Linked DNA regions of Homo sapiens: region 2 is linked to region 1. A link is a contact called in ENCODE Hi-C or POLR2A ChIA-PET data. All regions are on one chromosome and are shown on one strand. The core of a region is the stretch at or near the end of the contact, and the rest is flanking DNA. Distances in the headings are between cores, read along the strand shown.

The links. Hi-C counts contacts between places; a loop is a spot of excess contacts on that map. ChIA-PET counts read pairs that join two places held with the same protein, here RNA polymerase II (POLR2A). Pooled maps may share reads with other maps.
Region 2: a loop to region 1 is called in a map of MCF 10A, with 2.8 times the contacts of the local background. The contact joins two enhancer-like sites. A Hi-C loop is called at or near these places in 4 of 168 maps with a recorded cell type or tissue (B cell, MCF 10A, endothelial cell of umbilical vein and 1 more), 5 of 37 single-sample maps with no recorded cell type and 10 of 50 pooled maps. POLR2A ChIA-PET finds 5 or more read pairs at or near these places in 1 of 52 experiments (activated CD8-positive, alpha-beta memory T cell).

The regions. Positions count from the first base shown.
Region 1 is chr2:191,371,537-191,379,299 of GRCh38, forward strand. The region is part of intron 13 of MYO1B (myosin IB); the gene reads left to right. Among named protein-coding and RNA genes, the nearest start is that of MYO1B-AS1, 130 kb to the left of the region's middle. RefSeq lists an enhancer at 5,747-6,041. Within about 2 kb of position 5,840, at least 14 of the 41 ENCODE cell types and tissues checked have a DNase peak (open chromatin) inside an H3K27ac peak, as active enhancers do.
Region 2 is chr2:191,215,361-191,222,790 of GRCh38, forward strand. No RefSeq gene overlaps it. Among named protein-coding and RNA genes, the nearest start is that of MYO1B, 26 kb to the right of the region's middle. RefSeq lists an enhancer at 5,425-5,594. Within about 2 kb of position 4,096, at least 7 of the 41 ENCODE cell types and tissues checked have a DNase peak (open chromatin) inside an H3K27ac peak, as active enhancers do.

The DNA.
Region 1 (7,763 bases), core at 4,590-7,089:
AGCTCCTCAGGTCAACTAACTCCCCAGGGTTATACAGCTACTTAGCGGCAGACTCAGGACCTAAACTCCAGGCCCTTTTAATATTTTCATTTATTGCTTTTCTTTCTTACTAAGATTGAGACCAGGGGCACTTCCTCACCTTTCTTCCCAAAGTAACAGGTTCCCCAGTATCTGGAAGTAAGAAAAAAATAAATGTGGTAAGTCTCTGACTCCCCTGTTTCTCCACCCTTGTCATTACTCCAAGCTCCTGGCCAGCATTGGGTGCTTCGTAGATGGAAGTGTGTGTGCTGGTGGCTTCCCCATGGGGTCCCCAGAACAGAGGTCTTCAACACAGCATCTGCTTGTATTGCTGCCCATTTAGCAGAATCTACAAAGGAAAGCTACCAATTTCTTGGTAGAAAGGGAAGAATTTGAGGTTTCTGAGTTAGGAGAAATGCTTGAGTACACACAGAAATCACTGCCGAAATTAATTTCTTTCTAGCAAGACCTCAAGTTACTATCACTAAATGGGCAGAATGCCAAAGTCATTCTTTACAGTTGGCAGGGAAAAAGACTTACTACCTAGCACATTGCTGTGCTAATCTAGATTTAAATGGTTTCATGAGCAGGGGAGATGGGTAAGCAGAGATTTCACTAGAAAGTTAGATTAAGAAGATACATTCAATGACATTTCCAAAGTCAAAGAAACTGATTTTGTTTTAATTTTGCTAGAAAAGGATTATTGATCTTAAGCCAGTGGGCAATGGCTTAATATCATATCACAACACATGGAAAGTTTAAAAAATAGGATAATGAGGTTATGATGGGATATCTAGTTAACTTTGACTTCCAGTAGGTCCTAAGATCTAATTAGCCATGGGAAAAGAAACACTTATAACACTCAAAGGAAACTGAGTTATAACTCATAAACAATTCGAGTCATTTCTCAAGTGTTTATTGAGTTACCAGATACCAGTAGTAAACATAACTGAGATATTCCTTGTCTGCATGGAGCTTAGAGTCTTAGCCCTAAGATTGAGAGTCTGTGGCTGCCAGAGGATGTATCCTATCAGGTAGGAAAGTCTAATCAGGAAACTATATTACGTTTTAAAAGTTTGTTTGCTACAGACCTAATCAGAACAGAAGTCAGATGTTCCTGTGTAAACATCCTTTAACTTGATGCTGGGTGAAATACCCTATACCCTTCAGCAATCCAAGAATATTTTTCACTTCTGGTTAATTCAAGTTTCTCTCCATACCTGTCTTGCTGAATGTGCCCTCCTTCTGCAAGTTATACCATCATTTTTCTCAACACTGTTTCAACTAGAGACTTCAGTTTATGAAAATGCCTGCGTTATATTTCCTTTTTTTTTTTTTTTTTTTTTTTTTTGTGACGGAGTCTCACTGTGTCTCCAGGCTGGAGTGCAGTGGTGCGATCTCGGCTCACTACAACCTCTGCCTCCAGGGTTCAAGTGATTTTCCTGCAGCACCACGCCCAGCTAATTTTTGTATTTTTAGTAGAGACAGGGTTTCACCATGTTGGCCAGGATGGTCTCGATCTTTTGACTTCATGATCCACCCACCTCAGCCTCCCAAAGTGCAGGGATTACAGGCATGAGCCACCGCGCCGGCCTGGCTGCCTGTGTTACATTTCTAAATATTCTTCCTTTCTTCAGAGGATTACTCTATTTCAGTGGTTCTCAAATGGCTGTGCATTGGCATCACCTGGGGAGCTTTTGCAAATTCAGATGTCTAGGCTGTACCCAGAGCAATTATGTCAGAATCTCTGGAGATGGGGCTGCAGCAGCAACCTTTTTAAAGCTCTGAGGTGATTCCAGTGTGCACTCAAGGTTGAGACCAAATGCTCTGTTAGACAGTAGTCTCTGGAGTAAACTGCAGATTCCAAACATGTGGTGTTCATGCTGCTTGGCCACTGTATGAAACACCCTTGTAAAACATTGGGCCTCACCTACTGTTCATCTGGGCATGGTGGCTCACACTTGTTATCCCAGCACTTTGGGAGGCCAACGTGCGTGGATCACGAGGTCAGGAGATCGAGATCATCCTGGCAAACATGGTGAAACCCTGTCTCTACTAAAAAATACAAAAATTAGCTGGGCGTGGTAGCTTGCGCCTGTAGTCCCAGCTACTTGGGAGGCTGAGGCAGGAAAATCGCTTGAACCTGGGAGGCGGTTTTTACTCCGTTTAAACAGAACTTTCAGCCAAGGCCAAATCCAATCAGTTATATGTCTATAGCAAATCTTATAATGGCCATCAAATTATAAAAATTTAACTTTCCTTCTACATGCAGTAAATAATTTTTCTTTTTTTCCCCCCAGTTCCTTGAGAGAATCAAGATTTGTTTTTTCATTATATTTAATTGTTACCTCCATTTTCCTTTTTAAGCCTTCTCAGATTAATCTTCAGTTTTGATTTTTAATAACTTTTTTAAATAAATTTATTTGTGGGGAGGTTAGATTAGCGATTTGGTTGGGGATTTTTAGGTACTTTTACCTGCTTTTTAATACAGAGTTACAGACGTGTTTTTCTTCTTTTAATAAATTATTCACATACATTCCCAGATGCCAGCCTATATTTTCCTGGATTCTCAGCAATGTTAGAACACATGGAGACATCAGGAAGCTCAGAGTGTTAGGAAACCAAGAAAATTAAGAACTTTAAAGTACTGCAAGTTGAAGTACAAGGGGTCAGAGTATGGAAGAAGTATTCAGATCCACATCAAGGCAAAAATGAAAATTTCTGTGATATTTTCCACCCAAGTGAAAAGAAACTGCTGGAGTATAGATAACATGTATTTTTTTATTTGTTCTGTTGTTCTTCAATTGACTGTAGGAATTAAGAGTTCTGCCTTTTAGAATACCCTGGGCATCTCTTTAAAAACTGGACACTAAAGGGCGAGACTTTTTTAAAAAAATGCGTCTAGTTGTCCCATGGCCCTGCAGTTCCCATGAAAATGCCTTTTTTAGCTGAGCTGGTGGAAACCTTTCATTCCCTGTGGTCTGTCTCTGAACGGAAGAGGGAAACTGATGCATTAAACCATGGGTTGATGACACATGGATTTGACTGCAAAACATCCCAGTACCAGCTGGAAGTGCTGCCTGGCTGGCCACATGTGATCCGATGTCAGTTTGGAAAATAGATCAGTAGAACATTGATACCAAAAATAAGGTGAAGTGAATTAAAATGCATAGAGGAAAAAAAATCTAGCTGTACATCCTGGTAGAACAGAAGACCAACTTCCCAAAGGAAGAAAATTGTAATGCAAATACTCTGATTCCACACATTTATGTTTGGACATTCTTATAACTGAAAAGATGGTCTGTGATTTCTGAGAAATATTTATAGCATATCCATAAAAGAACTGCTATTCTTTTTTTGAAAAAAGATATTAAGTTAAAAAGTAAGTTGAACAATCTACATTGATTTCAGCTCGTTTTCTACATACTTATCTGACAGGCATTAAAACTGGCAGATATTTTACTGGGAAAATCTGATTGGTCATTAGTGTTCTGTAGACCAAAGCAGGCAGTAGTAGCTGATTATTTCACCTTTCATACAGTGGAGCTAGTTTAACACAGGCAAAGTGCTAATTACTTTCAGTTATGGACTCCTTATTTATCTTGCCCTCATAAACCTCACTGAAAGTGACCCATATATGGTAAGAGTATGATAGGCTGGATGCAATGATTATTTCAAATAAAAAAATCTAATACTTGGGCAAGAGTCATTGTAGTCTGGTAGGTACACCTCATGATCATAGGATTTGTTTTCTAAATTGTTTTTAAAAGAAATTCTGGCTATAGTCAGCACCTTCTACTCTAGTTTCTTGCCTTCATTTGGTCCTTCTTATGCTAGAAAGCTTATAATTGAAGAGGAAGGAAACAATTTAAAGTAGATTTAAAAACAAAAGATGACAACTGCTATGATTTGTAAAAGATAGATAGATAGATAGATAGATAGATAGATAGATAGATAGATGGATCCAACTGTGTGAATAGCCAGCAATTCCTGAATCCCAGAGCCGGGCACTCCTCCCCATGTGTCAGTCTCATGAATCAAAGTCTTATAGTGTATATTTTATGGATATGCTGTAAATATTTCTCAGAAATCACAGACCATCTTTTCAGTTATAAGAATGTCCAAACTTGGCACGGTGGCTCACTCCTATAATCCCAGCACTTTGGGAGGCCAAGGCGGGCAGATCACAAGGTCAGGAGTTCAAGACCAGCCTGACCAACATGGTGAAACCCCGTCTCTACTAAAAATACAAAAATTATCCAGGCATAGTGGCATGCTCCTGTAGTCCCAGCTACTTGGGAGGCTGAGGCAGGAGAATCACTTGAACCCGGGAGACGGAGGTTGCAGTGAGCCGAGATTACACCACTGCACTCCAGCCTGGGCAACAGAGCGAGACTCCGTATCAAAAAAAAAAAAAAAATTCAAACTTAAATGTGTGGAATAATTGGAATATTTGGATTATAATTTTCTTCCTTTGTGAAGTTGGGCTTCTGTTCTGTGTAATAATATGTGTGTATTTCTTCCAGGTATAAAAAGTTTTTAGATGAAAGCCTATTTTAAAATGTTTAAGAAGAGCACGATAACATTGTTTTTCTTAAAATTTGCTGTATTTTAGTATATACCTGGAAGAAAAAATGTTAAGGGAAATTTTCTAAACCTTTAGCTAGTCATTCAATTTTGTAAATGTCTAAAAAGGAGACTATTTCATATTAAATGGTTTTCTCATATATTTTGAGGATTTTTTAAGTTTACATTCTAAAAAAAGCAATTCTTGTTTTGGAGCCTGTTTCTTGATGCTGTGATATTTAAAAATGGACCGTGGTTAAGTGCATTATATTTTTCTATAGGAACAGCATTATAATCAGAAGCTGTCAAAGGCTTTAACACCAAATAAATCTTTGCAAGGACCAACAGCATATTTTACAGCAATAATATAGCCCAACTTCCCTAAAATAGTGATATACACTCAAAATCCTGTAACTTTTATATAAATGCATTGACTCATTTATTATGCAGGAGACTTTACTGTATGTAAAAATGTAGAAACCCCCAAGCCAGCATGTTATATTCAAAATTTGACCTCAAATCAAAGTGCTGAACTATAAGAAACACTAATATGTAATTAACATAAGCCATGGTCTTTGTGTTTGGACTGCTCGCTGTTTCAAATACATTATATTCACCTACAGACTCCTTCCCATTTCTCTGTCCCAAATACAGAGGGACAGAGCTGCCACTTCTATTTACTGTCTTCCTTTCAATATTTATTGTTTTTAAAGAGCCTAAGAGTTTTTAAAATACCTGTCTTCCTTAAAGAGTATAAAATATCATCAGTCTCCTTTGTTGCTAAGGAGAATATACAAAGGGGCCAGTATTTTTGATACATCTTAATTTATATTGGAGAGTTTATGATTGATACTTGTGAGTATAAAGTAGTTATGAATCGACTGGGAATAAGATTTTCTGGGCTTTGTTTTTTTGTTGTTGTTTGTTTGTTTTGATGTTGAAAGGATGGACTCAAAGTCTAGAATTCTTAAAAGAAGCCCTAGCGTTTAAAATTTGATTATATTATATACTTCTAAACATAGTAAGTGCTCCCTATCCCAATCTATAGTTGGTAACTATAGTGTGAAATAGCAGAGAACAGACACCTTGCTGTTTGCCTTTGTTCTCTAAAGCAGCCTCAGCTTCATTTAGGGAGGTTATGTAATAGAAAGCCCAGAAGGTACTTGTTTGAAGATGTTTCTAAGTTTTAGTTTTATTCCTTAGTCTTCAGGGATAAATGTGGGTAAGACAGTAGAGAAAAATTGCATACTTGGAGCATGGGTGGAAAACTGGAGAGAGGAGATGAGTCATTCCTGGGGCAAGTTCCTGCCCACTTCCTCTTCTGGAGACTTTGATTCATGAGCCTGACACGTGGGAGAGGGCCTGGCTCAGGGATTGCTGGCTATTCACACAGTTCTTGACAAACCAAAAAAGTCTCCACATATAAAGTTGCTTTGGGGCCTTCCTATTCATCTGGTGGTTTCTAGTCTCAGTTTAGCTATTTTATGAAGGAGAGGGGGCCCAAGTTGAAAACCAGGTATTAATTTAATATTTGTATTAATGGAAAAATGTGTTAGACCTATACAAGTTAGAGTTCTGTGAACTGCTGCCAGGCTATTCCTTAATTTTCTGCAGATTATTGATTATTCCTTAAATTTTTGAAAGTTTTTAATCATATGTGCAGTCCCATTTTCCTCCAAATTTGAACAATGCCATCAACTTCAGCTTAGATCACAAGAGAGGTGTGTGTCTTTAGCCTTCACTTTGAGCAGTAAGGATCATCTAGGTGACCCATGACATGTTTTGGAGACTTTGGAGGTGAGTTTGCAATAGATGCTGATTTCTGTGGGGAAGTAAGTTAATTTCTACATCGGTGATTGTGCTATTCTATTTTTGTTTTGGTTTTTTTTTGGCGGGGAGGGGGCGGTGTTTTTTTAGCAGTAGAGTAAGTTCAGACAGTCAAGTTTTTGTTATTAGGGCATCTCCAGGAGAATACTCTCTCCTTATTGGTTTTTGAAAAGGAGCCTTAGCACGGTACTACACAGGGATGTGTCCCTGGGGTGGGAAAGGGGAGTTACTTTTGGATTATGATGGATCTCTTCACTTTTTGGTGATCTGCCAACCACCACTGCCCTGACTGTTTGGGTGGATGTGGACCTTGGATACATGTCATGCATGTTTTCTTTTTTTCTTTTTTCTTTTTCTTTGAGCAACATGGCTGTTTATTTCACCTGGGTACAGGCAGGCTGAGTCTGAAAAGAGAGTCAGCAAAGGGTGGTGGGATTATCATTAGTTCTTATAGGTTTTGGGATAGGTGGTGGAGTTAAGAGCAATGTTTTGGGGGCAGGGGGCAGATCTCACAAAGAACCTTCTTAAGGGTGGGGGAGATAACAAAGTACATTGATCAGTTAGGTTGGGGCAGAAATAAATCACAATGGTGGAATGTCATCAGTTAAGGCTATTTTCACTTTTTTTGTGGATCTTCAGTTGCTTCAGGCCATCTGGATATATACGTGCTGGTCACTGGGGATACGATGGCTTAGCTTGGGCTCAGAGGCTTGACATTCCTGTCTTCTTATATTGATAAGAAAAATAAAATAGTGGTAAAGCGTTGGGACGGCGAAAATTTTGGGGGGTGGTATGGAGAGAGAATGAGCAATGTTTTTCAGGGCTGCTTCAAGCGGGATTGGGGCAGTGTGGGAACCTACAGTGGGAGAGATTCAACTGAAGAAAGATTTTGGGATAAGGGGTGATATTGTGGGGTTGTTAGAAGGAGCATTTGTCATATAGAATTACTGGTGATAGCCTGGATGGCATGTTTTCTTTTTCCTGATAATTTATAATTAGAAGCATTGGATTTTGAAGCTTTAAAGCTTCAGGCAAGTTATATGATGTATCATTATTTCAGTCAAACTGTTTTTATCCTGAAGAACCCTCCCCTAGCAAACCACAGTTCAGACACCACAGGAAGGTATTGTGGTCCTGTCTTTTGAATTGACTGGATATGGGTCTTGATCCAAAGTTTTACACTGATCAAAAATACAGCCTGAATGGTAAAAGCCATCATTTGTAACCATGAATAACTATCAATACATGCTCACTTTTAGAAGTTTATTGCTAATTAAGAACTGACTGCATTTTGTGTAATTTGTCCCTTTTTGCACCAGAATGCAGTAAGTATGACCTGTTTGCAGTGCTGG
Region 2 (7,430 bases), core at 2,846-5,345, 160 kb before region 1:
CTAGTAGGTAAAAGCCATCTTGTGTACTTTTGAAGAGTATTCAAGGTGTGGTATTTTATGATCCAACTAGGCAGCTGAACCAATATGCAGATCTTGGTTTTTTAACTATAAAACAAGTCTTTCTCCCTAGGCCATGTCTTGAATTTGTTTTTTAAGCTCACCACACCCAGCTTTTCCCCATATTTAGTTTTAAACAAAAATCTCACCATATTTCTGTAATTAATCTGTACAATATTGCTACTGTTTTCAGAGTAACTTTGGAAAGCCCCAACACTTTGGGCAATATCTGCAAAATGCAGTTAATTTAATGCTATCTACATTAAGGGAGATTTTAAACTTTAAAACAAGAGACTGAATTAGCCAGTTTTATTGAGACTAGAGCAATTAACTTGTAATTTATGGTTGGCTCAAAAAGGTCACTCACTAGAAGTGGGTGTCTGGGTACTCCCCAAGTCCTCAAGCTGACCTGGATTGGGCAATTTGAGCAAAGCAGAATGGTTTGGAAGAAGCATTCTCCAGCCAAGAGGACACTCATGTTATTGCCAATTAGACTTGGAAACTGGTTCAACTTGCTGGGTCAAAAACAGCTAGACAGCAGGAGTTTAAAAAATACAAAATGATCACTTGTGAAAATGCAGGTGGAATACAATAAATGTCAGGTTAATTTAAGCCATCTTTGGAGAGTCAATACTCTTCTCACTTCCCAAAATCATTATTTAATTGAGCAATTTCTTTAGTTCAAACCAGACTGGTTGTTGAACAAACTGTCTTACAGACTAGGAAACCCAGTCGCTAGGAGATAAAATGTCTAGGATAAATTAGCATCATTCAGCAGTAGTGGGATTCAAACAGGCCCCAGTGGTTCTGCATATCATCACTTGGCTGTAGGCCTCTTAGACTATTTAATTCCATTAAACTAACATTTATTTAGTGCCTATTATGTAAAAGTTCTGTACTCAGCACCCTGATAATGCCACAATGCTTTCCTAAGGGACTGGGCAATTTGGGGAAATGTCAAACAGTTTATAACAGGGTCCTCTATCTATTCATCTCCCCCAAAGCTGAACTGATTGGAAAAAGGAGGGAGGGTGTGGGTCACTGTGATCAGAGAACTTGATGGTTGTGACTCCGTTGTCCCATTCTCCCCCGTGGAAATTTTCAAAAACTTGGGGTGGGGAGCCTAGTGAAGAAAGGGATTTGGTGGTTTGAAGGATTTTAAAAAATGAGATCTTAGCATCTATTATTTGATCCTAGATCTATGACCTAATCCTAACAAGACATAATGCATTCGGGATTTAGTGGCCACTTTTATGGGTTGGCACATATTTCTTCTGCATCCCTATTCACCCAGCCATTAATTTTATTTTAATATATACTTGTACTCTGGCATTTTCTCCTCTGAATATTTTATTTGTATTTTAAAATTTTTTAACCTCCCGATGATTGATGGGGAGGAGGGGAAGGACAAGACACGAAGCAGACAGATAAGCTGACAAAAATGACAAAAAAACCATTTTAATGTTTAAATCAGAACAGAAAGCTGTTTATGAGTTGTGATCTATTGTTTGGTACTGAAAAGTAACAGAGGCATAATTAAATCTTTTACCCAATGCTTTATCCAGAGAGATCTTTTCAGAAATTTGGGCAGTATTTATCTTATAAAAGCAACCCTGTTTTTTTTTTTTTATGGAAGTCATTTATATGACTTCTATGATTTATATGACTGGTCATTTATATGATTGTTTAGCTTAGTTTGGTTTTGAATTTTATTATAACCATGATATCTGGACCTAAGGTCCCAAATTGAACCTCTCAATATCCATGGCATTGCAAGCATGACTATGCATGCAGTGGGGAAAATAATATAATGTATTTGCATAGGTTTTTTTTTCCTTTTTAAAGCCCTTTCACATCTACTAGTACATGAAATTGTGCCACTTACTAAAATTCATTGTTAATTTCATTTTTCTAATGAATATTTGGCCACCATCCTGTAGACCAGGTTATAGATGCTTCACCTATTACCTGAGGGTTTTGTTTGTGTATTTGTTGAGCTAACTTTTTAACTAAAAATTTTAAGGTCAAAAAGTACATTTGGTGGTCTTTTTATTGGGAGCCCAGACTGTGAGAAACTCTTCTAGAGTCCTCTCTTAAAATCCAGATACTCTTTTGAAGGATTATGTAACTAAGTAATAGCTTAAAAGGTAATAGTTAATATCTTGGCATGTATTAGTTGGCAGTTGTTGAAAAGGAGAGGAATTTTAGGTGGTAAAGTAAATTACCTGGAAAGGGAGGATGCCTCTGGAGGAGGGGGAGCATTAACCACGACTACTAGGAACAAACTCCACCTCTCCAACTACAACTGTGACCTCATCTCTCACTAACCTTCCCCATAAAACTGCTTAGTCACCTCTGGTGGCAAATAAAATCTGTCTCTAGACTCTAAGTTATTTGGGGGGATGAACCCTTGTCCCTCACCATTGCTTTCCAGCCTGTCTTAGCATACAGTAGAGAATCAGGAAATATATGTAGAATAAATGAAAACTTTAATCCATAATTTGATGCCTAGTTGTAATATTTAAGCTTCTCTCTTGTGCTATCTTTGTTTTCAAAAGGAATAATGCTGGAGCATCCCAGAAATCGAAATGTTTATCTTTGTCTTAACCTCTAGAAAGGAATCCCATTTTTCTGTGGGATAATAAAAATAATAGACAACACTTACTGAATGCTTATTGTGTCCTGGGCACTGTCCCATCATTTTATACAGTCCCTCACTACCAGCCCATTTTACAAATAAAGAAAACATGGCAGATAATTTAAGTCTACTTGCTTATAAGTTTCCTCTCTTAGTGTTAAAAAAGACAAAGGTGCTGAATGGCGATGACAAAAAAAGTCCCTTCTATTTGTTTTTAATTAAACTTCATTGTAGACTCAACAAAAATTAAATGCAAACAGAAAGAGAAAAAAAGAGGAATTCATCCCTCAGAAGCCCATCACAGTGCCTAAGTTTATCAATGCATAACAGTCTATTTAGTTCATTCCTACGTGGATGTTTATGTTGGAGCTACATTCACAGTTAAATACGTCGTATTGTGGAGGAGTTAAGATAGCGCAAAACTATGTCCACCAGGTGGCACTCATCCCTCTAGATGAGGGGCAGAAGTTGAGGGGGAAACACTTCTGATTGTGTTGTCAGCACCCTTGGCAAAAAGATTCAAGTACTGACCTTTAGTTTCCTGGGCCTACAGCTTTTTATCCAGGGTGAGTTGAGGAGCTGTCAGACACCCACAAGTGCATCCTGCCTATTTTGCTATAAAGGAGAGGAAGTTCTCAGCTGCATAGCAGTACGGTGTAGTTGATGGATGTAGGGTTCTGTTTCAAATCCAAATTCAAATACAGGTTTCTTCAAATCCTAGGCCTACCAGTCACTAGTTGTATGACTTGGGCAAGTTACTTAACCTTTCTGTGCTCCAAGATCCTCATGTGTGAAATGGGGACAATCACTATACCTACTTCATTTTCAATTGCCTGGTTTAACAGTCCTCTCTGCTCACAGAGGGCCCAGATAAATGTTCTATGAAATGGAATTAATTATGTGACCCTTTAGTAGCTGGGCATTAAAATGCAATTAAAATTTTACTTGGCTCAGAATATATGATCAAAGAGATGAACTTGAGTTTCAGGCTTTTTTGTTGTTATTGTTTTTTTATTTTCTAGAGATGGGGGTCTCACTCTGTTACCTGGGCTAGACTGCAGTGGCACAATCATAGCTCACTGTAGCCTTGAACTCCTGGGCTCAAGTGATCCTCCCACCTCAGCCTCCCAAGTAGCCAGAACTATAAGCATGAACCACCACACATGGCTAATTTTTATTTTTTGTAGAGATGGGGTCTTGCTATGTTGCCCAGGCTGGTCTTGAACTCCTGGCCTCAAGTGATCTTCCCACCTCAGCCTCCCAAATTGCTGGGATTATAGGCATGAACCACTGCACCCTACCAAGTTTCAGTTTTAAATGGTAAAGTAAAGCTATGACTATTTACTAGATGTAGATTACTCATAAGAGCAAGAAATATTGATTTAGCCTCTCCAGTGAGCCAGTTTAGTCACTTCTCTAGGTGCTTTTGCTGCAAAGATGAGCAAGACAGGTCCTATCCCCACTCCCATTAAGCATATAATGTAGCAGGGAAGATAAATAAATAATGACATAAAAGTAAACAATTACAAATGTACAAAGGAATGTAAAGTAGATGGACCTAACCTAGTATGGGGGGTTAGGGAAGGCTTCCAAGAGGAAGTGGTTGTAGAGAATCAGGTAATGAAGCAAAAAGAAAGTGGGTAAGCATTCCAGGCAAAAGAACTGGCATTTGCACAGGTCTTAAAGTGGAAAAAAGCCTGCTAAAATCAAATACCTGAGAAAAGTCCAGTGTACCTGAAGGGGAGAAAAAGTGGGACAGAGAGGCTGGCAGATGGAGAGGTTACTTACTGGGCAGGAGGAAGTATTAAAGGGTTTTAAATGGAAAAGTGACATCAGATGCTGTTACTCTAAGAACTGCACTTTTCAAGAGGTCATTATGCAACTTGGGAGGCTGCGGTGGGAGTATAGCTTGAGGCCAGGAGTTCAAGACCAGCCTGGGCAACATGATGAGAACCTATCTCCACAATTTTTTTTTAAATTAGCTGGGTGTGGTGCCACATGCCTGTAGTCCCAGCTATTTGGGGTGGGGGGCTGAAGTGAGAGGATCGTTTGAGCCCAGATGTTTGAGGCTGCAATGAGTTATCGTCATGCCACTGCATTTCAGCCTGGGTGACAGAATGAGACCCTGTCTCTAAAAACATTAAAAGAAAAGATCATTATGACTGAAATGAGGAGATAAAGAGGCTAGTTTGGTGAGGTAAGACTGTATTGAGAGCGTCCAAGGCAAAACCTTTTGTATTATTTCAGCCTGATTATGATGGTAGCCTGAACCAGTGTGGCAGGAAGTAAATGGCTTTGAGAGACTCTTAAGGCATGTGGACTTGACAAGATTTGTTGATTAGATGTGTGGAAGGGAGGAATCTAGGTATCTGACTTAAACAAGAGTGTTGATGGTATTACCATTTCCCAAGACCCAGAGAACATTGGAGAAATAGCAGTTTTGGAAATTTAAGTTAATGTGCTCATTTCAGGATAGGATGAGTTTGAAGCCAAAGACATATTCAAGAGAAACTGTTAAGAAAGTACTTCTATGTATGGAGCTCGAAAGGAGACTGGGGTTGTTTCAGTAGATTTAGGAGTTGTCACCATAGCTATAAATTGAAGCATGATGAGACCTTCTAGGGAGAAAGTGAAGAGTGAGAAAAGAAGATGTCCTGGGTCACAACTCTAGGGAACCTCACCATTTTCTACATTAGTAGAGATGAGGGATCAATACTCAGTAATGAAAACAGAAAGAATAGTCAGAGGTGCAAGAGCAAAATCAGAAGGCTCAGTGCCCTCCCCCAAAAATAATAAAGAAAGAGGAAGTGGTCAATGGTATTGAAAGCTCCTGAAAAGTCAAAGATGATGAGAACTAAAACATATTCTTGGTCTTGGGGACAAGGAGGCCATTGGTGACCTTAGCAAGATCAGTTTCTACGGAACACTAAAGGCAGAAGCCAGATTGCAATGAGTTGAAAGGCTAAATGTAACGTGAGAAAATGATGATGATAAATGCTGAATATAGTTGGATTCATTCACTGACACATTTTTATTGTGTGTCTGCTCTGTGCCAGATGCTCTGCTACATACTGGATTTGATATGGTTAGGCTTTGTGTCCCCACCCAAATCTCATCTTAAATTGCAATCCCCAGGTGTTGAGGGAGAGACCTGGAGGGAGGTGATTGGATTGTGGGAGTGGTTTCCCCCATGCTGTTCTCGTGATAGTGAGGGAGTTCTCATGAGACCTGATGGTTTTATAAATGGCAATTTCCCCTGGGCTTTTCACTCCTCTCTCTCCTGCTGCCTTGTGAAGAAGGTGCCTGCTTCCCCTTCCGCCATGACTGTAGGTTTCCTGAGGCTTCCCCAGCCAGGTGGAACTGTGAGTCAATTAAACTTCTTTCCTTTATGAATTACCCAGTCTCGGGTAGTATCTTTTTAGCAATGTGAAAATGGATAATACAGAGTTCTTCTGGGTGGATGTCATAGAAACAATACTGGGACAAGGTAATTTCGGATATTAATGAGAGTGGTTTAAGTGATGGCCACAGGATCTTAGCTAGATAGAGAGAAAAGTGAAGGGATCAGGGACTGACGAGTATTAGACAATAGAGTGAGGAAGCTACTGGAGGTGTCAATAAACTTAAAGAACCAGAACTCCTGGAGTAATTGCTACAACCATGGAATAGGAGGTTGTGTCCAGAGACTAAGATTTCTGAGTTCTTGATGTGAAATGTTGATGTGGCTCTAAGAATGGGTGGCTGAAATGAAGGAGAAATGATGACGCGGCAACCAGTTATCTCTTAAAATGCAAGTCTGGATATGTCATGCTTACATATAAAACTTTCCAGTTGCTCTGTGGAAAAAGATTTTTTAAATCCTTAACATGGTCTATAACGCCTGCTCATTCCTTCTGGCCTCGCCTCATGATGCTTCTTTCCAGTCACTGGTCTTTTCAAGGGCTGTTTTCTTGGCCTAAAATACTAACGCCCTCACCTAGCACAAAAGCTTTATCAAGTTAACCCCTACTCAACCTTCAGTCTTTAGGTATCAGCTTAATGTCACTGCCTCAAAAAGAGCCTCCTTTTCCCTCAGAGTGGCTCCATGAACTTTTCCTTCACAGCAATCATTATAAGTTATTTGTGTTTGCGTGATTTTTAAAAAAATATTTTTGTGTTTCTCCCACAAATGTATAAGCCCCAGAAGAGTAGCAGTTATGTAGGTTTTGCTATTTGTTATTTTCCAACAACTAGCACTGTACCTAGCACATAGTAGGTGCCTAATAAATAATTGTTAAATGAATGGACAAATAAAGGGGTTAAGCAATTTGCCCAAAGTCATTAATTGAACCTACTAAAAGTAACATTAATATTTATATTAATATTTATAAAATATATTCATTAAACTTTATGCTTCTGTGACATTTTTCATGTATGTCATAATGGGTGAAGGACACGAACAGATACAACAGGTAGTGAAGAAGACAAAAATTTAAAGAGATGGTGATAGAAAACAGGAAGGAACACATCTTGGAGGTTTGGAGGTTTGCTACGCCCTGAAGTCTCCCCTGGGGTTTCTGCCACGGAATGAGTGTTGTGCCAGAGCCAGATGGCCTCTTCCACAATTACAAGAGGCCTTATTCTATTCCGGTCTCTCCTTCTGCCTGACCATTGTGGAAACTCTAACCACATGCAAGCCTGTACACAAGCAGTGAGTGCAGAGCAACCCCTGCACTTTCTGAGTATTGGCTGCCAG